Linked DNA regions of Homo sapiens: region 1 is linked to region 2. Evidence: read pairs that join two places in POLR2A ChIA-PET (ENCODE). Cell type or tissue: OCI-LY7. All regions are shown on one strand. Links, peaks and the distances in the headings refer to the core of each region. The heading gives the core; the rest is flanking DNA.

Region 1 (12,102 bases), core at 5,735-8,234, 360 kb before region 2:
TGGAAGGCCAAGTTGTGCGGATCGCTTGAGCTCAGGAGTTTGAGACCAGCTTGGGGAACATGGCAAAACCCCTTCTCTACAAAAAATACAAAAATTAGCCAGGTGTGGTGGCACACGCCTGTAGTTTCAGCTTCTTGGGAGGCTGAGGTGGGAGGATCACTTGTGCCCGGGTGGTGGAAGCTGCAGTGAGCGAGATGGTGCCACAGCACTCACCCTGGGTGATACAGTGAGACCCTGTCTCCCCGCACCAAAAAAAAGTTTATTAAAAAAAAAGACAAAAAAAAAGTCATCAACAATTTCCTGTCGTTGCCTAACATACGGAGTTTCATATAGAACCCAGTATCAGCAGGCTCTCTGGCCTTGGTAGCAGAGCAGACTGAACAGGAGGGACCCTCCCTAGGACAGCTGGGAAAAGTGCAGTCTGGAGCAGCGATTCTCCCCGACTTGGGAAGGGAGAAGTAAGGATGGAGCCTGAACCCTTGAGTACTAGCCCAAGGTTCTGAGATGTTCTTCTCCTTAAACAAAATCCTACACATGCTCCTGTGTTACTGAAATTCACCATCCCAATAGAGAGGTGACTTCAGCAGCAGACTGGAGACTAATTAAGGTTTTACCATCAACATTTGTGAGAAGGGGGCTGGGCATGGTGGGTCATGCCTGTAATCCCAGCACTTTGCGGCTGAGATGGGCAGATCACTTGAGGTCAGGAGTTCGAGACCAGCCTGGCCAACATGGTGAAACCCTGTCTTTACTAAAAATACAAAAAATTAGCTGGGTGTGTTGGTGCGTGCTTATAATCCCAGCTACTTAGGCGGCTGGGACATGAGAATTGCTTGAATCCGGGAGGTGGAGGTTGCAGTGAGCCGAGATTGCACCACTGCACTCCAGTCTGGGCGACAGAGCGAGACTTTGTCTCAAAAAAAAGAAAAAAAAATTGCGTGAGGGTGAGGGGAGGAGATGGGGTTCCATGAGGCACACACAATGAAGTGGATGAAGAAAAGGGGCATCTGAAGCAGCATGAAGTCAGTTCTCACCAACCCTTTGCAAGCGCAGGCAGGAGAAGAGGACGGGAGAGAAAATGAAGAGGAGAAAGGGAGGAGCAGGCATGCGACACGCACAAGGAACAGGTCTCCGACACGGGAGCTGCATGTGCCGTAACATGAATGCAATCTGGCAGGCGGCGTGGGCATGTGTGTCGGAAAGAGAGATTTACACCGGGAAAGGGCACCTCCTAAAATATTTATAAATTTATCAAGAAAATATGTTTTAAAAATGAAAAATAAACAGATGTACAAGTGCAACTTGAGAGAAATACATTATGCGAGTTTGCAACAGCTGAGTGGCGGGTGTGTGGGAGACGGCGTGGGAGTGGGGAGTGAGTGCAGGGCCTGCTGGGGACCGGGCAGGGCAGGGAGGGACTTGGGGAGAGGTGGAAGCTGCTCCGCCCACCAGCGCCATCCCTGTCAGGACATAGCATCCTCACCACAGGGTGGCAGATAAGAAACAAAACACATCTGGGATGTCTCCTTAGGGAAAAAACTTATATGGGTGGCTGTGCAACCTGGAGCTCTCCCCTTTTAGTACAGAAATCTGCAATGTGAGGGGCAATACTGCTTGGGCGCTGGGAGAGGAACCCCAGGATCATTCTGCCACATTACCCCGGCCAAAGCACGGACCCCTCCAGGCCTACTCATCTGTTAAATGTTCCAGGCCACTTTCTAGGGGGAAGAAAATGAGGTGCCGCGTGTGACAGCAGCAGGGGAAGGCATTGCAAATCATGCCTTGGTTAAAACCATGAAGCTCTCAGTCACAGACGTACACTGATGAATGTGTTCTTATTCGGCACTGAAACACAACGTGTTATTTAAGGGGATGCCAAAAAGTGGTTGGAGAACTAGATGATGCTCTAATTTGGTTTTTTGGTTGAAAAATGCTAGCAAAGCGCTTTAGATATCTGCCTGGTCTGTGGCTTGGAATTTATTTGTTCAGTATCACAAAATTACACTAAGCAGAATGCAAATTACCAAAACCAGGCATTTCTCAAATGTGGGTGACTGAAGTTATTTTACTACCTTAAGAGGAGTGCAGGGCACTATAGACATGTGCCTAGGCCCCTGTAGACTCACACCCAGTGGACTTAACTACCTAAGCCCAGCAGGCTTTCAGAAGACCCACACTCACCAGCAGGAATGTCGTCTCCTTATGTGATTTAAATTAAATTTTGTTGTTTAACGACATTAAACATGTTAAAGCAATATTTGAAAGAAAGAAGAAACTCATAATCCCCTGAACTGAATAGTCACAATGTCCAGCGAATTTTAGGGCAATAGACATTTTCTGGGCGCCAGCAATGGGTCCAACACTGGATATTCAGAGATGATCAAGTCACTGTCCTTGTCCTTGAGGAACTGACAGTTGAGGGCTGGGGAGACAGACAAATGTATAGATAACTCAAGAGTAAGTGATAAGCACTAAGCCAGAGGTCAGATCAGGCTTCCACAGGCAGGTGCCCAGCCTAACTGGGGACTCAGGAAAGGGGCTTCCTAGAGAGGTGATGCATAACCTGACTCATTCATTCATTTAGAGATGGGGTCTTGCTATATTGCCCAGGCTAGTCTCAAACTTGTGGCCTCAAGTGATCCTCCTGCCTCAGCCTCCCAAAGTACTGCGATTACAGGTGTGAGCCATGGTGCCCAGCCATGACCTGACTCTTAAAGAACAAAGGAGATAGAAAAAGTGGAGGAATGTCCAAGGCAGAGAGGAAGTGGCATAGGCACAAGTGCAGAGTTTGATTTTATCAGGGATCAAGTCCTAGGAAGGGAGTGGATGGTGACACTGGAGAGGTAGCTACAGACTGGAACACAAATGGCAGGAGATATCCTACTAAGAAGCTTGGACTTTCTTTGTTGGTGATGGGAGCTGCTAAACACAGACATTTTCCCTGGTGGTGAGTGTCAAAGAAACCCACAAAACAACAACAACAACAATAACAAAAAACCCTGACGTCCAGGGCTATCTTGATAACATATAACATCCTGTGCTTTTCTAACATTTCATCCTTGTGCTTTCGTTCTCATTAGCTGGTGGCTCACCATGAGGCCAGGAGGTGCTGCAAACAGTCTGAGGAGCCACACTTAGATCATGACCATACCATGTGGCCTCCCTCTTCTTCAGCCTGACACAGACATGGCACCTGAGATGAGTTTCTGTTATTTGGTGGCAGAAAGGTGGAGCTGAAGGAGGTTGAGTTGGTTGTCTTCAAAGCTACAGTCAGGAGCCAGAGGTCACCTGGATTTACTTTCTGTAGTTTATGGTTGCTTATCAAGGAGAAGGGGCGGGGGCACATAGCTCTGAGTATGGGGGAGCCTGGGAGACGGGAGTTTGTTTTCTGTGACAAAACACTCTCAGGCACAGGGATGGCGATGACAGCCACCTTGAGGCAGAACTGCAAAAGAAAGGACCCTGGGCCTGCAAAGAATGTCAGGAGATCATCTCCTGAGCAATGGCCCCTCTGCAGGTAGGCGTCCTATCTCTATTCCATTCTCTTCTGCCAGGAGGCAGGAGAAAGCAGTGGTACAAGACACGATTTGGAATCAGACACCTGGGTTTGCATTCAAGTTCTACCAAGTACTGGGAAGTTTTCCAGCCCTTCTGCAGTTCCCTCCTCTGTAAATGGGGATAAAGGAGTGCCTGAGTCATAGCGTTCATGTGAGGATTAAATGGGATCATCCATAAAAACAGTTTAGAAGAATACCTGGACCATAGATGCTCATAATCAACATCAGTTATTTATTCATTTTTTTTTGAGACAGGGTTTCACTCTATCACCCAGGCTGGAATGCAGTGGCGTGATCTCCACTCACTGCAACCTTCACTTCCCCTGCTCAAGTGATTATCCTGCCTCAGCCTCCCGAATAGCTGGGACTACAGGCACGTGCTGCCATGCCCGGCTAATTTTTTGTATCTTTAGTAGAGACAGGGTTTCTCCATGTTGGTCAGGCTGGTTTCAAACTCCTGACCTCAAGTGATCCACCCGCCTTGGCCTTTCAAAGTGCTAGGATTACAGGCGTGAGCCACCACATCTGGCCAACATCAGTTATTTTCACATGTTGGATGGAAAATAAAAAATAACTACCTCTATATGAATAATGACTGAAGGATATAAAATATTGACACACTATTACACACCTGCGCGCATGCATGCGCGTGCAGACACACAAACACACACACACACACGCACAGATGTAAAGCTATTATTTCTGTTGAGAAACTTCTTAAAAAATAAACCCAAACTTCCGCAAAGGGTGACCCTTCTGTCTACTTTTCCAACTTTCATTGCTGTTACTTTACATTAGTCCTGGTCACTTCAGGTTGCTGATCACAATGGATGGGTCAACTCACCAATTTGCGGATTTCACATTCTAAATTCTGAATACAGTCCAGTTTCCTTTTGCGGCAGCGCTGGGCCGCGATGCGGTTCTTGCTGCGCCGTCGGACATCATGAATAAACTCTAACTGTTCTGAGGTTAGCTTGTGCATTTTAATCATCATCTGGAAATCGTTCCTTGGAAGATCTGTGATTTGATCTACAGGAAAAGGAAGTTTTACCTGAAACCAAGAATAACAGAAAATGATTATGGCAGCTGGATTTTAATTCTGGCAGGCGGAACATCAAAAATGATAAAACCTCCTTTTTATGATGACCAAGTAATATGGAAACTACTGAAAGCAAGCAGTGATTACTTATTTCCTGTTTAAAGACAGATAAGATGTAATAATACCTGGATAATCAAACAGAATAAGAACACATATATTGCAATGTTATTGTCTCTGAGATTTTTGAAGCAAATGACATGAACAATATTGGAAAATGTGTCATTTTTCATTGATGTAGCACTTTTGTAAGAAAGATTCTAGTTAGTTGAAATGTACTTCCATAAGACCTACAGCCTAACTCAATAAAATGACAAGTTATAGGGAGATACCACATAAGGACATATCTAAAGCCCCTGAATGAAGAGAGCCCCATGTATCCTGAAAATGCTGGAGACACAAAAAACCCAGTGTGATTCTTAGTTACAATAGCATATGGGAGATAGGAGGAGATAACTTGGATAGGCTTCACTAGCATATAGTAGGAGTCAAAAGAACCGGGCTTTCATCCTTCTCACCAGACATGAGACCTCAGGCTAGCTACTCCACCTCTCTGAGATTCAATTTCCTCATCTGAAAAATAGGGCATTTTAAAAAAGCCGTACAGTGCTATACAAGTGTTGGGCACTTTGGGAATTTATTTTCCAATTTTACAATGAAATGTTGACATTCCTTTATCAAAAGGTGAGATGCATTTTTCCTGCCTTTTGACCAACAGAATGCAGCAGTAGTAATGGTGTATAGTTTCTGAGGCTAGGTCGAAAATTAGCTGCCATGCCTCGAGGACATTCAAGCAGCTCTGTGGAGAGGCCCATGTGGAGAGGGGCTGATGCCTCTAGTCAACAACCAGCATCACCTTGCCAGTCATGTGAACAAGCCACCCTGGAAAGATTCTCTAGCCCCAGTCAAACCTTCAGTTGAGTGTAGCCCCAGCCAACATCTGACTTCACCTTATGAGAGATCTTCAGCCCAAACTGCTCAGATGGGCAACTCCTGAATTCCTGACTCACATTCACATTTCTCATAGAAACTGTAAGAGGTGTTAAGTGATTACTATTGTTTTAGGTCATTAAGTTTTGGGGTGATTTATTATGCAACAATAGACATTGGATGCAGGTACTTGCCAGCAAAATTCCAAATCTTGACAAATTCCAATTCTTGACAAATCAAGGCAAATAAGCATTATCTAAAGCGAGGACAGCAGTCTCCTGAAGGATGGGTTTGTATCCTTACTATGTTGTTAAATGATTGCTTATATTTCTTTTTTTTTTTTTTTTTTTTTTTTTTGAGACAGGGTCTTGCTCTGTTACTCAGGCTGGAGTGGAGTGTTATGATCACAGCTCACTGTAGCCTTAACCTCCTGGGCTCAAGCAATCCTCTTGCCTTGGCCTCCCAAGTAGCTGGGACAACCCTGCCCAGTTAATTAAATTTTTTTTTTTTTTTTTTTTTTGTAGAGATGAGGTCTTGCGCCACAGAGAAGGGGAAAAAAAGAGATGAAGTCTCACAATGTTGCCCAGGCTGGTTTCAAACTCCTGGGCTCAAGTGATTCTCCCTACTCAGCCTCCCAAAGTGTTGGTATTACAGGTGGGAGCCACTATTCCTGGCCTGAAATATTTCTTTTCTTTTTTCTTTTGAGATGGAGTCTCGGTCTGTCACCCAGGCTGGAGTAGAGTGGCACGATTTTGACTCACGGCAAACTCCACCTCCCTGGTTCAAGCGATTCTCCTGCCTCACCTCCTGAGTAGCTGGGATTGCAGGTGTGCACCACCATGCCCAGCTAATTTTTGTATTTTCAGTAGAGATGCGGTTTTGCCATGTTGGCCAGGCTGGTCTTGAACTCCTGGTCTCAAGTGATCCGCCCGCCTTGGCCTCCCAAAATGCTGGGCTTACAGGGGTGAACCATGGTGCCTGGCCTGAAATATTTCTTAAGAATAGCAACCAGTGAAAAAGACTGCATGAAAGAGCCCCAAGTGCGGAAGGTGAGCAGCAAACCACTACTCTATCTCAAGAGCCTCCTTGGCACCCATGAGGTGACACAGGCTTGCACCTTTGAGCAGTTTGTCACTCCCCTTCCCGAGGCTCTTGGGGATTCAGCAGCTTCTGGGTTCAGTCTGGTCCTGCTTCAGAAGCTCCTGGAATAAAAAGGTTGTGTGCTGCCAGGCTAAGAGACAACGTGTGGGTTAGCTCAGATTGCTTCATTCTTGTTTACATTCACGTCTGCTCCGGATGAGCCAGCAGATGGCACTACAAACCTAAACTTCCTTCAAGCACTAGCCCAGCCCTGTCTAATACAAACAATACGAGCTACATTTGTGATTTTAAATTTTCCAGCAGCTACATTAAAAGAAGTAAAAAGAAACAGGTGAAATGAGTTTGAATACTGTATGTTATTTAACCCAATAGATAAAAATACTTCCAACATATAGCTAATATAATTATTAATGAGATAGTTTACAGTTTTTTTTTTTTTTGTGCTAAACTTTCCAAATCCAAAGCACATTTTATCCTTACAGCACATCATAATTCAGACTAGCCACTTTCAGGGGCTCAACAGCCACGTGCAGCATGAGGCAAATGGACTGGACAGTGCCACTCTAGGAGACAGAATAAATGGACTCAATGAATCCCAGCAGCCAGAAAAACATATGGGTCTGGGCTGAACTGATCAAAATGCTCTTGGGTGAAGAAACCAACCCCTCGATAGTGTTCAGATGCTGCAGGGTTAAGTCTGTGTTCTTCAAGGGAGTGAGGATGAAGACATTTGATCCTGAGCCCAGGTTTCTCTTTGGTTACATCATTTGCAGGCAGACACGAGTCCCGGCTGCCGGCATGTGTGGCTAGTCAATTCCCGTGCACAAAGGCAAATGTACAAAATGATCATTTGACTTTTCTGTGGTTGGGTGCAAGCTCTTTGTCAGGTTCCATCACAGCTCCGAGCTTGTGCAGTGTGGCATTTACTGAAGGTTCCCAGCAGGTGATCTGATTCAACTTCTACCTGGTGAGCTCTGTCCCATGACACCTGTAAAATTTTGGTCCAAGAAAGCAAAATCGCAGTAGGGCCCATGACACCACTGTCGGCTTGGCCCTGCTCCGACTGCTAAAGACAGGCAGCCAGGACAAACAGTTCCTTGTTATGGGCTCGGGAAAGGCCTTTGTGCACGGGGCTGTGTTTGCACAGGGCTTCTAATGATATGAAAGAATGTTTGATTTCCCTCTTATACCCGTTGGATAACAAACACACTCAGATCCTGCACGGTGTCTCCGGAACACAGAGGTCTGTCTGTTGGAGATGTGGATGTTCCAACACAGCAGAGGTGGTGGCGCTTTGGGGGCTTGTGGAGTTTTCCCTCTGATGACAACAAAGCCATTCTGCTTCTGCTCTAAATGTGTTTACTTACTCTCAGAAAGAAGATATCCCTATAGTTCAGGCCACAGGGAAAGTCAAAAGGATGTCTATACCAAGAGCTACTGTATTTAAATCATCCAGACAGTGAATATAAAACACTAGGGGAATAGGAGGGAGAGTTGCCAAGAAAAAGAAAAAAATCACCAATGCTAGTTTCAAAGTCCTTGAGACAAAAAGCCATACAACACTTCAGCAGAGCTGCTGCAACACAATCTGCTTTTTAAAGAGGGTCAGAGGAAAAGGTAATGGGTCAACTATAGACTTTCTCCCAGGTGAAAAAAACCCCAACTCACTCTTGTTTCTCTTTACAAGTCTTGGTTCCCCCTCTAGCAAGGGAGGACTTATGTTCACTGACATGCGGGGGTCTCTGAGGTGTTCTCAGACAGGCACCGGGTCGGGGTGGGTGGGAACTTGACCACATCCAAGTTGTTTCTTGAGTAATAAGTTCCAAGCCAAGAACATCTTGTCTGGAAATAAGGAGTAGCCACTGACTGTTTGGTCCCGTGGAGGACATGCCTCTCCCAGGCTCTCGGCACTCAAAACATTCCTCAAATGGGGCTGAGGAGTCAGAGAAGGCCAACAGACCTTGGAAAGCGGAAACACATCAAGAAGGTTGAGGCCCACCTCTTTTCCTTCTAGATAATTATTCTGAGCCAAACAGGCCCAGTTGGGCTTAACATCTTATTAACTGTCCCTCCACACACTTGCTCCTCCAGGATCTCACTTCCCAGCAGTGGCTTGGTTTCCTAAAGAGTCCCAACAGCCAATGTGATGAGGTGAAGAGTCCTGTGGACTGTCGCCATCCCCACTAGTTATACTCAGCCACCCACACACAGCTCCGGACACACAGGCTGCATATAAGGGGAAGGGCACGAGGGATTCATGGGCGCCACTCTTTAGCCAGGGGTCTACCACTTTGGTTCTCAGTGGAGAATCGGAGAATCAGGGCAGCCACTGAGTCAGCAGGCCAAGGGCCAAACAGGGCACCAGAGGCCTGTGCCACAGTTGGCACAATAAGCTGCTGTTGATTTTATTCAGCCCAGCAAAGTGTTGACTCTTCCCCCTCTGGAACACGACAGGAGCAGCAGGACCGAGGTGGGTTTTTAGCACGGTACCTGCCCTGTCCTGCTAAGCACGGCTATAGGAGGGTTAGTTCTTCTGGAGATTCCAGCTTTACACATTTTTTTTCTTTTAAAGACAGGGTCTCGCTCTGTTGCCTAGGCTGGTCTCAAACTCCTGGCCTCAAGCTATCTTCCTTCCTTGGCCTCCCAAACTGTTGGGATTATAGGAGTGAGCCACCACGCCTGGCTAGGCTCCAGCTCCTGAGCAGTCAGTAAAATGGATAGTCCCTGCAGTGTGTCCAGGGATTCTTAGGTCCAGGTGTGACATCTGGACAGTGCATGGAACCTACATATGTCTCCTTGCATGCTGTCTGCACCAACGAGGCAGAGGGGAGGCTGTAGGCTGGGCCCTGGAATGCCGGTGCTTCCTTCTCACCAAACAGAAATCGGCTGCTTTATTTCTCTTCCCTGCCAACAGCCACGACCATTCTTCAGCCTAAACCATCATCCCCTTCCTCCCAGTTAAAAGGAAACATTGAAAAATTATATAAGTATTATATAATTATAGATTATTCTGTAAGTATTATATAAAAATTACATATTATATAAATATAGCTTTCATAAAATATAAGACAAAAGAAGGGAAAAAAAATTCTCATCCCCAAATGATGACTCTCTTGCTCTGGTAGATTTCCCCGTGATCTTTGTTTTCTCTGCATCTTTTTTAGGAGTTGCAATCAAGTGGTGCTGTATCTATCTCACCCAACAAACATTTCGCTTGCCTAGTGTCTCTGCTTTGCTGGGTGAAGTTTACTGGAAAAGCAGGAAAGTAGCTGCAAATTTTGCAGAAAAAGCCAGAAACAAATATTTCCTGTAGAAATCTCAGTGGAAGACTAGTTTGTTAATATTTTTTCCTACTTCATTTCTTGGTTTTATTACCAGATGTTGATTGAAACCCATGGGAGTAGGGTCACATTAGCATGATACCCTGAGACACTGATGGTGTGGTCAGCTCTCCGAAGTCTTTAACGCCTGTACTCTGAGGAGACCCTCAGATCCCAGGGAGCTGTCGAGGGAGGAAGCAATATGCCCATTGGAGATGATTCCAGTGCTGCTGGAACCAGGACAGCCAGCTCAGTGCTGGGCAGATGGCAATGACAAAATCTCCCCTCCCAGGTGAAGAAATGTTTCTCGCGCAATTGTCCTTCCACGCCCTCTTCTCATGGTCCAGTTTCTAGCACAAATATGGGACACCTGGGATTCAGTTGTGATACGTCAATTAATTAGTTGTGTGATCTCAGGCAAGTCTTCATTCTGTCTGTCCCAAAGTTCTTGGAGGATCTAGGAGTCACAGGGCGATAACGCCTGCCCTACTTAGCTTACAGGGTTGCTATGAAGAATACAACTGGATGACAGGTGGAGAAAGTGCCTGGGAAAGTTTCAACTGCCTGATAGATACAAGGTATTATTATTTCTGTTTATTAGCCCTATCTATCTCTGTCACATGGTTTCGTCTTACAGACATGTGCTTTGGAATTCCAGACACTTACAATGTTCTAGACAACATAAAAACACTGTTTTAATTAGAAATATGGCTGATTTCTATGCTGCCCAGCAAGGTTTCTTTTTATTAAGCAGACCAATTACAGACACTTCTAAAAACTTGCCTGATTCACCAAACCACAAAAATGATTGTGAAAATTTTACATACAACATGTGTCTCAAAGTCAGCATTGGGGTGGGAAGAGTTAGAGTCAGATGGCTCTTCTATTCTGTACCATTTCCATGTTTTCTCTGGACTTTATCTCTCTCTTCCCTTCTCTCTCTCTCTCTCCCGCCCCCTGCCTGCCCCCAACACACTCTCTTACTCTCATACACTTTTATCTCTCTCAGTGTAAAACATGTTAATAAAGCAAGTCCAAAAATCCATACTTTTGACTGTGCAAAGAAACTCTCTGTGGTGCTTCTTTACTAAAATCTACAATTAAGTAGAAATGGTCCAGTTACAAAGCTGTCTTACTAAGAGGCTTACTACTTTGGAAAATGACTGTAATTTTCTATAATTTCCAACATCTAAAAACAAACCTATAAACCATAATGAGATAAACCATAACTACTCACACCCACTAGAGGGCACTAACAAAAAAGATGGGCAATAACAAGTGTTGGCGAGGATGCAGAGAAACTGGATCCTTGATACACTGCTGGTGGGAATTTGAAATGGTATAGCCACTTTGGAAACAGTCTAGTAGCTCCTCAAAAGGTTAAATACAAAGTTATATGATTTAGCAGTTCCACTCCTAGGAATATTATGGAAATAACTGAAAACATGTCTTAAAAACAACTTGTACTCAAATGCTCACAGCAGCATTATTTATAATAGCCCCAAAGTGGAAACAACCCACATGGCCCTCAACCAATGAACAACAAAATGTGGTATTAGTCAACAAAATGGATCAACATTATGGAATATTACTCAGGAATTAAAAGCAACAAAGTACTAATACATGACAATATACCTGGTGAGTACATCAATGGCAAGGGTAAACCTTCAAAGCATTATGCTAAAGTGAAAGGAGCTAGACACAGAAGGCCACATCTTGCAAGATTCTATTTATACAAATGCCCCAAACAAGTACATCTACAGAGATAGAAGGTAGATTACTGGTTGCCTGGGGCTGAGGGGAGTGGGCAATGAGGAGTAACTGCTAATAGGTACAGCATTTCCTTTTAGGGTGGTGAAAATGTTTTAGAATTACATAGTGGTGATGGTTGTACAACATTGTGGATATATCAACAACCACTGAATTGTTCATCTTAGTAGGGTGGATTTTATGATATGGGAATTATGTCTTAATTTAAAAAATAAACCTGTGCAAGATAGACATACATAAAATTCAAACATTACAGACATACATAGAAATGAAACTTTCCCTACACTCCTCTCCAACGGTGCTCCCAGTTTTTTCTTATTCTCTATGC
Region 2 (12,102 bases), core at 4,548-7,047:
CATTTTTCTACTTTATTTTCGGTAGTTAGAAGTGGGTTATTTGAATTCAAGCCGAAAAATACATTCAGAATTATGTGAAATTAAAATGGTAAGTCAAGTACTAGACACTCATTTAACAGTACTGCTGCAGAGGTTGGGCTGTGGACAGCCTTAGCACCTCCATCATGAGTTTGCATGGCCACTCCTGGGCTTGTGCTGCTCTGGCAATTTAGGCGTTTATGATGTGAAACAGATCCAGGTCCTTCCCTCTGTATAATCATGGCAGTAAGTTGAGTGGAGGTCAATTTATTTCTCATGCCTGGAGCATTCAACCTTTCCTGATATACATTTTTTTCCTACATAATTACACATGTGTGTTGATCCAGAGCATGGGCTTTGTCTGTGATTCATTTCTAAGCATGATATTTCCAGGGACAATAAATCTGTATCATGGCATTGAAACAAATAAACTTTATTTCTATAATAGAAATCTTCTTGATTGTAGAAAATAAAACAGGAAAAATTAAAATATACAGGAAACAGATGAGGAAAGGAAGACGGACTAAAGACATGGGCAGTTCTTGAGCCTTTGATTTTCTTGCTCTCCAGCACCCTGTACAGGATTTGATGATGTTGAGAAAATATTGTATTTTTTCTTAGGCAGAACAGTAGACAGAATTTCAAATGTGGTACCTTGAATAAGGCATGGCAGGGCAAATTTAACATCCAATGAAATCTGACAAAAGTGAATGGAGTGGGATGCTGTAGGGGTTTCTGCAGACAAGGAACATGTCCTGGCCTCAACTCCTAAAGGATCACTCTGCTGGGTCACGGGAAGTACAGGAATGGAAGCAGAGAGACCAAGTAGGAGGCTATTGAGATAAGTCATTAGAGAGGTGATGGTGATTTAAACTATTAATAGAATGCTAGAATGACAGCCATAAATGGAATCCAGATATATTTTCAGCATAAACCGGACAAGATTTGTTGATGATTCCATTGTAGGATATGAGAGAAGAGTCAAAGGAAATTCTGAATTTTGGACTGAACAGCTTATTAATGGAGAGTTCATTTATCCAGGCGGAGCAGGTATGGGGGAAATGCTGAAACATTTGGTTTTGGATATAGTACATTTCAGATGTCTATCAGACATCTAAGTGGAAAAGGTGAGCAGGTAATCAGACATGGGAATCTAGAATTTAGGGGAGAAGTCCAGACTAGAGATAGAAATCTGTGTGTCATCAACACAGCAACTGGAAACATGGGTGGAGAAGAGGAGCAAAGAGAAGAAGTCTAAGGTTTAAGACCTGGGGCACTCCGACATTTAGAGGTCAGCAAGATGAAGAAAAAAAGATCCCCACAAGGAAGCTGAGAAGCTTCCTTGAGAGAGAAAGGGGCCAGTTCATCCCAACCAACAGAAGGAAGGGCAGCACAGGTGGGGAAGTGCAGGGAGGCTGGAATATCATGGTAGGAAGTATGGGAAGCCGTTGTCTGAGGAATTCTGTTTTCTTAGTGGAGTAAGAAGATAGACCGTTCACTGATAGTGGAGGAGGGAAGGATAGATTTAGGGGATAGAGAAAAGATGTGAACCAGTGCCAGGGATGTGGCAGAATTGCTGGACGGCACAGAGGACCTTGGGGGCCCACTCCTGGGGGCTTTCTGGACACACCACTGCCAAGAAGAGATTTCTCATTGTACAAAATCTCACACAAGTTTTGAAAAATGATCAGGGCAATCCAAACCAGAAAAGCAAAAATTTTGCTTCTAGCTATTGTTAAATTTGGCTGGCAGCCTTTTTCCTTCAAACTGTATATCTCTTATCTGTCCCATCTTCATCTCCTCAAAGATTGCCTCAGTTCCTAAGAAGGACTTTGGAAATAGTCCCTAAAAGAAAGTGATGTTCTTATATTACTATCTATAGTGATCTTCTTCTATAGTAAAGAATTGATGCCACTATTATCTAAAAGCTTATATGAAATAAACTAGTAAAATATGGTATATGAAATAAACTAATTTTTCAACATACACTACTGAGCATCTGTTACATGTTGAGGTGAAAAATTAAGAAACATTGGACTGTATCCTTAAGGAACTTAAATCTACATAAGGAGTCAAAACTAATATACATGAAACAATTGAAAAATGTAATTTTGTATTTGATTTTATTACTTTTATATATTAATATTTAAAATTATATAGAAATTGTATGTGTTATAATTTATACTAATGAAAAAATTAAGAATGTACAGATCTTTTTTGTATGATAGCAAAAAGAAAATGGAAAAATCCAAATGCCTTACAGGAAATGATTGGCTAAATAAATGGTGGTTCATATATAAAATATGAATATCATGGATCCATCAAAAATAATATTGGTGGCTGGGCACGGTGGCTCATGCCTATAATCCCAGCACTTTGAGAGGCTGAAGCAGGCAAATTTCTTGAGCTCAGGAGTTTGAGACCAGCCTGGACAACATAGTGAAACCCCATCTCTACCAAAAATAATAATAATAATGAAAAAAATTAGTGATGAAAATTTATGTATATTGATATATTAATATTTTGTTAGTATAGTTTAACAATAATTTGTATAACTATTTACAATAGGATCCTATTTGTGAAAAAAAATTGCCAGTGCATGCATAGGAAAAATCTGGAAGGCTATATGCACAGTGTTCAAGTGGTTCTCTTGAAATAAAGAGCCTATAAGTGGTTTTACTTTTGCTTTTTAAAAAAATTTTCTGTAATATAAATATATTACTTCTGTAATAAAGGTAGCCAATAAATGTTGTAAAATTCAAAATATGCATAATTAAATTCTAACAAGAACTTAAGTATTGTAGATGTTAAGAGGAAAAACAAATTATGAAGGTTAAAGTAGCCAGAAAAGGTTTCACTGAGAAGGTGGAATTTCAGTTGAACCTCAAGGCCAGGAAGGAGTCAGAGAGGAGGGAAGGTGGCTGGACTTTTAATGCAGAAGGACCCCTTGAGGTTACACTTTCATCTGACTATAGCATTCATATCTTGCAGTGTTGGGAAAGAGTGAGAGGTTGTGATGTCAAGAAGGATAGGTCAGAAGTGGAAGGTATGGGGGATTGTGCCTGCTGTCATGGCTAGCAAGGAGTACTGAAGTACCATGGTGACAAAATGCCATTGTGATCATGACTCATTTTTTCAAAATGTAGATTTTTCCTTCTTTCCCCTCCCAATGGCCAAGACCTTGTACCTGTTACTTGCCTGTTTTCTTTTTTTCCAGACACACCTCGAGCATACACAACCTATGTACTAGCACTATTCTAACTTTTGGAGATAAAACACTGCATAAGTCAGGGCTCCTGGACTAGTGGGGAAGGTGAACCGGTGAAGAAGTCCTCACAGCACACCATGCTAAGGGCCTGAATAGGACAAAAGTCTTCTGGCAAGTGACTTTGCTTAGGAGAATGTGGGATGGCTTCCTGGAGGAGGTGACAACAGAGCTGGATTCTGAAGGATGAGATTTTGTGAAAAGAAAATGTTGGAAGGTCATTCCAGGCAGGAAAATTGGAGTAGCGAAAGTGCAGGAATTGAGATGGTTAGCAGCGACAGCCAGTGGTGGAATATGGGACTGGAAAGGTAGACATGGGAAATCAGCATGAAGGTGTAATTTTATCCACAGATCAAAATTCTCATTGAACTTTTCCAGTGAAGTGCTCAGAATGGCAGAGAAAATGGAATGCTAACTTCCTAGGGATCTGAGAACATGGCCCCAAATTGCCTTTTCAAAGCATAAAATGTCTTTGCAGTTTCCTGTTACATGTTAAAAAATCACCTGAACTTCTTTTGTTCTCTTTGAAGTACATGGGTTGATTTTACTAAAAAAGTTTAACAATTTGTGACGATCAGGACTAAAAGTTCCTCTCCCACACCCAAAATCAAAGTACTGAAGGATGTACTTGAGGAAAATGCTCCGAGTTTATCTTCTAATTTCCCCAGAAACACTGAAAAGCCTGGCTGCATGGGTAGAAAGCCGATGAGTGATCCCCAGTTGCCAAAGAGGCATAATCAGATCTGGTTTTGGAAAGAACACAGCATTGGCCATATGAAGGGGCCTGAAGAGGCTGGAGACTATAAGACAGTAGCTCAAGTCCTACAGCCTATGTTAAGGCAGTGAGCAGGGCTGGGAAGCGCTTATGGTTTAGGGGTCATTTGCTTGTGGGAGGAGACGGAGAGGGAGGAAGAAGAGAAAGAGGGAATGGAGACCTCTAGCCTGTGTGACTAGGAGGGAACTGGCCCTGGGAGGCAGGAGGAGGCTAAGATCACTCTGGTAAAGGGTGGAGTCAAAAGGAGGGAAGTTTGACTTCCTCAATGCTGAAGTTTGAGGAATAGCTGGGTTGGGGATGGATGTGGGCACAGAACAAGGAGTTTATGAAAAAGACAGGAATGGAGCCAACAGGAAGGTAGAAAATCAAGCAGAGACTGGGAAGTTGAGGAAGGTAAGGAAAAGGGCATTTCAATGAGGGGCCTGGGAATAGCATCCCATGATTAAGAAAGGTCTGGTGGGATGGGGGCTGTGTGATATGACAGCAAGGAGCTTCTAGACCCACTGCAGAGGAGGGGGGGAATGAATGAGAGAAGTGGGGGCCTGGAAAGATGGAGAAAGGCAGGAAGGTAGGAATCTGAGTGAAGGAAGAGGTAGAAGGTAAGGTAATGGAGCAGATAACAGAAGGAGCACTGATGTAGAGGAAAAAAATGGCAAGAATGCAGAACTCTGGGGCAGGGGTAAACATGGGTAGGTGGAAGAAAGGCAGAACATGAGCATTAAACAGAATTTGCAGGACGGGGGAGGATCACTCAGATCTCGCCTCTGAAAACTGTCTGGATTACAGGGACATCCAAGAAAGGGATGATGCAAAGATTTTGAAGCTTCAGGATAAGATGTAGGGCCAAGAGACATGAAATTTCGGGTAAGAGCTTAATTTTTCTTTTTTACCTGGGAAACAGGGAAGGAGGTGATTAGGTCAGGCTCAGGTAAGCAAAATAATAATAAAATTTATAATAATCACAAGATTACTTTCTTTTTTTCCCTTTTTTTTTTTTTTTTTAAAAAAAGCTCTAACAATGCTTCCCTTTTTTTACCCTCAGGGTTTGTGATGCCTAGTTTTTTCTAAACTACTCCATTAACTAAATGTCCATCTCTTTATTCTGCCCACCTCTAAAAGATGTTTTTGATCAGTGGTCTGAGTTTTAGCTTTTATTACATCTTTGCTTAAAGAAACTTGGAAAAGTTTGGTCGTAGACAGAAGTAATCTGACAATTTTTAAATTACTGTGAAAAGAAAGCCTTGATGCTTTTATTTTGATAAAAATATACTTGCGATTGAATTATATTTCTCAACTCAGCTTATGAGTTTTTGAGAGACACAGAAAGTTGAGTTCACTAACCCTATAGCAATTTCCCCAAAGAATATGTAAGATGGCACCTACAGTTTCTAATCTGTTTTTCACAAATCTGTTTATGTGATATAATTATGCAAGGGCATCCAACCTGAACAGTGGTTGCAGCAATGTGCTGGTCAGCACAGCTGTTCTGTGCCCCGTGTGTGCATCCGGCATAGTGCTTATGTGAATGACAGACATTTAGGTGTCATCGGTTTCTCCATTTTCCCCAGGTGCTCTCTAAGTAGGTCTCCCACAGTACCACACACTGAGGAGCTAATTTCTCTGCCTTTCGATTGTTAGGTGTGTGTGGAAACCCAGTGTTTCGTGCCCCAACTTGAATTGAGCCTTTGGTGATTTTGCAGAAGGCTGAAAACATGGAGGTGTGCTGTGTTTGTTCCAGCTGCACTTCAGCACCCTCTGGATTTACAGCTCTTCCCAGGTCTTGTCAACAGGCATGCTTCTATTGGTACATTTCCTTGGTGCTTAATTTTCTAAAGCTGGAAAGGATGGTCTAGGGAAGTGGGTTGGGATATAAGGTGTCTTAAGATTGGTGGCTGGGCCATTGTCTAGAGGAGGAACCCGTGCTCCCAGCCTGATGACCAACTTATGCTAATGAAAGCAGATGCTGAATCGGAATGCTTATTAATTTATGATAACCATAAGTGGGTTATTTGCAGGATAGCCTACTTCATTCTGGCAAGCGCTAAGTGAACACTAATTCTTTTCTCTGACACTTTGCTTTTTCAAATTCAGTGACAGATAAAATGTTTATCTTTATGTCTAATCTCACTTCTCTTACCTGCTGCCTCACCTGTGAGTCCATTGCCATCATAGACAGTATCTTTTAAAAATAATTGATCTTGGAATAATGTTAAACTTTAGGAAAAGTTTCAAGAGTAATACACAGAACTACCATATCTCCTTCATGCAGATATCCCAATTGTTAATATTTTAACACATTTGTTCTCTCTTTCTCTCTCCGTATGCCTGCAGAAATATCTAATATAAACACCCATTACCATTATTCTCTTTCTGAATAATTTGAAAGTAAGTTGTCAACAATGATGCTCCATCAGCTGCTAAATGCATCAGTGCACATTTTCAAAAGGAATAATGGTACATAACCACAATACAACATCCAAATCAGAAAGTAAGCATCAGTATAACAATACCACTCAATCCAGAGACCCTATTCAAATTTCACCAACTGTACCAACAATATCTTTTTTCCTTTCTAGGGCAAAGTTTGAGTCAGGATCATGGGGTACAGTTAGTTGTGCTAGCTCTTTAGTCTCCTTCAGTATGGAAAGCTCCCCCTGACATATCCTCAGCCCAGGGAAGCATTAGGGGAAGGGGCAGGAAGGGATAAAGGAAGCACAACTGCACCTTTTTTGACTGTTACTGGATTCAAAGTGTTTTACTAAATTTACTGAGCTGTTCACTTAAGGTTTTTGCAATCTGTGTTGATAAGTTATGTCTCCATTTTTAAAAACAGAAATAGTCAAGTGAAAATAAAGGTTTATACTTAGTTGATACCTAAGAAAGCATCCCATGTGCATGAAGATCACTCACCTCACAAGGATTTTGCATATATTGTTCTTTCTACCTCTTTTCTTCCCCCCAGCAAACTCCTACTCATTCTGCTCTCAGCTAAGTGGAGCTTTCTTCACCACTACCCAGGTCAGATCCTCTTTATAGGTACCTTGGACCTAAATCCTTTGCAGCAATTATTATAATTATATCCACCCCCTCTTTTTTAAAATTTACTTTTTAAATTATGGTGAAATCCACATAATATAAAATGTATCATCTTAATCATTTTTAAATGTACAGTTCAGGAGAGTTGAGTACATTCATATTGTGCAACCAATCTCCAGAATGCCTTTCATCTTGCAAAACATGAAACAACTCCCCAACCCCTGAAAACCACTTTTTAACTTTTTATATCTATGAATTTGACTACTCTAGGTATCAGTTTCTCCACATCATCACCAATACTTTTTATTTTATTTTTTTTCACGTTAGTTTTTTTTTAATAGTTGGCATCCTTATGGGTGTAAGGTGGTATCTCATTGTGGTTTTGATTTGCATTTCCCTAATGATTAGTGATATTGAGAATTTTGTGTGTGTGCTTGCTGGCCAGTTGTATATCTTCTTTGGAGAAATGTCCATTACATTCCTTTTCCTGTCTATCTATCTATCTATCTATCTATCTATCTATCTATCTATCTATCTATGAATGACAAGGTCTCACTCTGTTGCCCAGGCTGGAATGCAGTGGCACAATTATGGCTTACCACAGCCTCAAACTCTTGGCCTCGAGTGATTCTTCTGCCTCTTTCTCGCAAGTAGCTCGAACTACAGGTACACATCATACCTGTAGTTTTTAAACTGCTAATTTTTAAATCTTTTTGTAGAGACAGGGTCTTACTTGTTGCCAAGGCTGGTCTTGAATTCCTGGCTTCAAGCGATTCTCCCTCCTTGGCCTCTCAGTACTGGGATTACAGGCATGAGCCACTGTGTTCAGCTTGCCCATTTATTGATTGGGTTGTTGTGTTGTTACTGTTGAGTTGTAGGAGTTTTTCATATGTTCTGGATATGAACTCCTTATCAGATAGATAATTTGCAAATATTTTCTGTCATTTTTTAGATTTCCATTTCACTCTATTGATTGTGTCCTTTGATGGACAGTTTTAAATTTTGATGTAGTCTAATTTGATTATTTTTACTTTCGTTGCCTGTGTTTTCGGTGTCGTATCCAATAAATCATTGCCAAATTCAATGTCAAGGAGTTTTTTCCCTGTATTTTCTTCTAAGAGTTTGATAGTTTTAGCTCTTATGTTTAGGTCTTTGATCCATTTTCGAGTTAATTTTTGTATATGGTATTACGTAAAGGTCTGTCTTCATTCATTTGTATGTGGATATCTGATTTTTCCAGCATGGTTGAAAAGACTCTCCTTTCCCCATTAATGATCTTGACAACCTTATCAAAAATCATTTGACCATATATATGAGAGGTTTTTTTCTAGACTCTCTTGTATATATGTCTGTCTTTCTGCCAGTACAATGCTGTTTTGATTAACATAGTTTTGTAATAAGTTTTGAAATCAGTAAGTGTAAGACCTTCAAATTTGTCCCTTTTCAAGACTGAATTGGCTATTCAAGGTCCCTTGAGATTTCATATGAATTAGGATGGATTTTTCTATTTCTGCAAAAAACACCATTGGGATTTCCATAGGAAATGCATTAAGTCTGTAGATAATCTTGGATAGTATTGCTATTTTAACAATATTAAGTCTGAATTCATGAACATGAGATATCTTTCCATTTATTTTGTGTTTAATTTCTTTTAGTAATACTTTATAATTTTTAAGTATGCAAGTCTTTTGCTTCCTTGGTTAAGTTTATTCCCAAATATTTTATTCTTCTATTGCTATTATAAATGGAATTGTTTTCTTAAATTTCCTTTTTGAATTGTTCATTTATTCCTCTTTTTTCAAGTGGAGTCACCTGCTCATTTTTTATCTTTTTCTCTGGGCCATAAGCTTCAGGACAGTAGAAACGGCGTCTGGTTTTGCTCAGAGCTAGACCCCAAGTTCTTTGTATAGCACTTGTCAATGAGTATGTGCTCAATAAACACTTGTTAAAATTGTCTAATAGTGTTAGATTAGCTTAGTAGACCCACTGTCTATTCTTATATGTGAACAAATGGTATACTGATGCTGAACCACTTACCTTGACTATCTTTTCAGCCCTCCTCCTCCCTCTTAAAAAGTGATACCTCAAGGCGGGGAACATCACACACCCGGGCCTGCCGAGGGGTGGGGGCCAAAGGGAGGGAGAGCATTAGGACAGATACCTAATGCATCCCAGGGCTTAAAACCTAGATGACGGGTTGATAGGTGCAGCAAACCACCATGGCACATGTGTACCTGTGTAACAAACCTACGCATTCTGCACATGTATCCCAGAACTTAAAGTAAAATAAAAATTTTAAAAAGACACCTAATATTTATTGAGCATGTAGATGTACAAAGTGTCTATGCATGTGTTAATTTGTTTTTCACAATAACCCAGTGAGGCAGACATAGAGTTGAGAGTTTGAGTTCTGGAGTCAGACTGTCTGAGTTTGAGTTATTTAATCTCTCTGTGCCTCAGAGTCCTATAATAAGGGATTTCTAAAATGCATACCTTTTTGGCTTGTCTTGAAGTTTAATTAAGATATTGTATGTCAGATCCTTAGGACATAGTAAGTGCTTAGTGAATACTGATAATTATTATCTCAACTTTTCAAATGTGGAATCAAGGTTTAAAAAGGATAAGCTGCCTTCAATCACACTCAGGCAGTCTAGAACTTGTAAGTACTTAAGCCCTGCATTGAAGTGTACACCATTCGCTTCTATATCTGAGACCAGGTGAGGAAACTCACAAGGCCCTCAGAAATAAAATGTCTGGAGAGTCTGCAAGAAATGGAACCCCCAGGATGGCAGAACAGAGTGTGCAGGGTTGTCCTGATTTTGCCAGCCCCTTTCATTCTTCAGAAACTCCTTGAAACTCCTATCAGGGAAGTCAGGGGGTTCTGAGAGGCAATCTGACTCTACAAACTAGACGTTTTTGCTCAGTAGATCAAATTCTGTCTGTAGATCTGCCAGACAGCCAGCATGGCTCAGGTCTAGGGGAGGATGGTGAAGGAGGGTTGGCTTCTAGCATTATTCTGGGCCAGAAGAGGAGCCTGGGGTCTGACTCACTCTCCATCTTCTCATGGACTTCACTATCAGCACAGGCACACCCACCTTCATCTTGGTCCTATTCTCAGTACTAGGACTTTGTAGAAATGGAAGGGGTCCTGCTTTTGAGAAAAGTCCAGGACCTTGTCCCAGAGTCCCAAGTCTAGGGGAAAGCATGACCATTCCAGTAGTCACATTAGCTGCAGGTTCATGTAACATCAATGGCTAACATGTGTTGAACACTCATTATTCTTAGTGCTTTACTTGCAGTATCTTATTTTATCTCTGGATGACCAACTCATTCCAGTTTGCCTAGAACTTTCCCAGCTTTAGCACTGAAAGTCCCACATCTCAAGAAGCCCCTTAGTCTGGGGCAATTCAGGAGGTTTGGTCACCCCAAGCACCCTGGGAAGTAGGAAGCTTGGCAGAGAGGAGTGAAATGATTTTCTAATGACATACCCCTATCAAGTACCAGAGGCAGGATTTGAACTCACGAATTCTGGCTCCAGGGCCTCTTCTCATGACCAACATGCAAGGCTGCCCAAGCCAGTATAAGCTGCCTCTGCCAGCAAATGTTTGGGTTTGGTCCAGATACCAAGTAGATGGCAAATAGCACTGGTGGCTATGGGGAAAATAGTAAATTGTACAGTATGAAAGTTCCCAAAATTAAAAATGGAGACTTGTACTTTGTTGCTGACAAAATGCCAAAGATTGCTTTCTAGACTTGACTGGCTGTCAGATTTGGTGTCTCGTTTGATTCTAATATTGGTGGTGCCTTTAATTTTGGTAAGCATGAGATTGGGAAATATGGACCAGATTGGCATGGTGGATAGGTAGCTTCAAGGCGGAGTGGTGCAAGGTGGGATTCTGGCTCTCCTTGAAGGGCTTTCATATCCTGCACTTACTCTATCATCTCTATGGAACCACTTAGCGGCCACCATATCTAGTCTTGGTTTGCTTCTTTTCTTCTACTTCCTGTGCAGTTCCTCTCTGCTGCATTTATGTATCCTTTTCTACTCCTCTCTCCCACTCCCAGAAGCACTAACTTGGTAATGCTACTTCTACTCCACAGTCAGACCAGAGGTGAGCAGCCTGGCACATGCCAGCTCGAGAAGATTGTAAACCTGTCAGCTACCAGGACAGGCTCAGGGAAGGAAATGGGAGAAGCACAGAGCAGGAGGACAAGCGTGCTAGTCACACAGGCAAACACTAGCAACTTGGCGATTTGCTGGAGGTCAAAGAAATGATGGGGTTATTTGTACTTGGATATTTTAATTTTCTTATTTAATTAGATTGTTCTTCTGTTGCAAGAAGTAGAGACCTTTCCAAGGCACTATGAGAAAGAGGTCAGGGGAGTAATGGTAAGGAAACACATGGATTCAATCTGAAACTAGAATTTTAAAGCTGTCAGGTTCGTCTCTCAAGGGCTATGGGGTTCTGTTTTTCTCTGAGTATCTCTGCTCCATTCCTTGAACTTCTGACCAGCTTTCTCTGTTTACTTGGGAAGTCATGATGTGAATCTCAGCCCCATCCACTGAGCATCTGGGTAAGTCTCCTGGAGTAATTTGTCCATGCATCCATTGGATTACTAGTCTCCACTTGCCAAGTGGCAGAACGTCAGCTCTGCCTGGACTCAGTGGGGGATTGGGGAGATGGCTCTGTTAGCTTCTGTGGCTCTGCCATGGCTGTTCTGGCTGCCACTCCAGCCCTCGTTCATGTTGCTTGATAGCACGGCCCATGCTGCTCCACAGAGGTGCTGGCCAACCCTGACCTCTAATACACCCCAGGACCTCTGTTCGCTCACTTGCGGGCATCTCCCTCCTAAGGAAATGGCTGCTTCTGCTAGCCTCCTCTGGTCTAGGTGATGTGGGGGACGATGATTCCCATGGGAAGCATGGGAAGCACAATAGAGGCACACTCTATTGTGTCTATCCAAACCTTACTAATTTGGAGTTTTGTGGGGTGGTGTGCTGTGTGTA

What was found. Peaks named below come from ENCODE experiments on the same cell type or tissue, not always from the same donor. Only the 100,000 strongest peaks of a DNase experiment are listed, where the experiment ranks them.
Region 1: POLR2A ChIA-PET joins it to region 2 with 13 read pairs; 10 of 35 experiments call an interaction of 5 or more read pairs at or near these places.

Annotation. Positions count from the first base shown.
Region 1 is chr6:89,933,743-89,945,844 of GRCh38, forward strand. It overlaps BACH2 (BACH transcriptional regulator 2), which reads right to left. Exons shown (of 9, transcript NM_021813.4): 8 at 4,402-4,608. Among named protein-coding and RNA genes, the nearest start is that of GJA10, 45 kb to the left of the region's middle. RefSeq lists an enhancer at 861-1,361. In OCI-LY7, for the core only: CTCF peaks have their summits at 6,891 (motif pointing right) and 7,094; a DNase peak (open chromatin) is centred at 6,889.
Region 2 is chr6:90,298,967-90,311,068 of GRCh38, forward strand. All of the region lies in intron 1 of LOC105377891 (a long non-coding RNA gene), which reads left to right. Among named protein-coding and RNA genes, the nearest start is that of MIR4464, 7.7 kb to the right of the region's middle. RefSeq lists enhancers at 1-91, 4,110-4,254 and a cis regulatory region at 4,182. In OCI-LY7, for the core only: no CTCF peak of the experiment used is centred there; DNase peaks (open chromatin) are centred at 5,555 and 6,506; H3K4me3 peaks cover 1,970 bases; H3K27ac peaks cover 2,500 bases.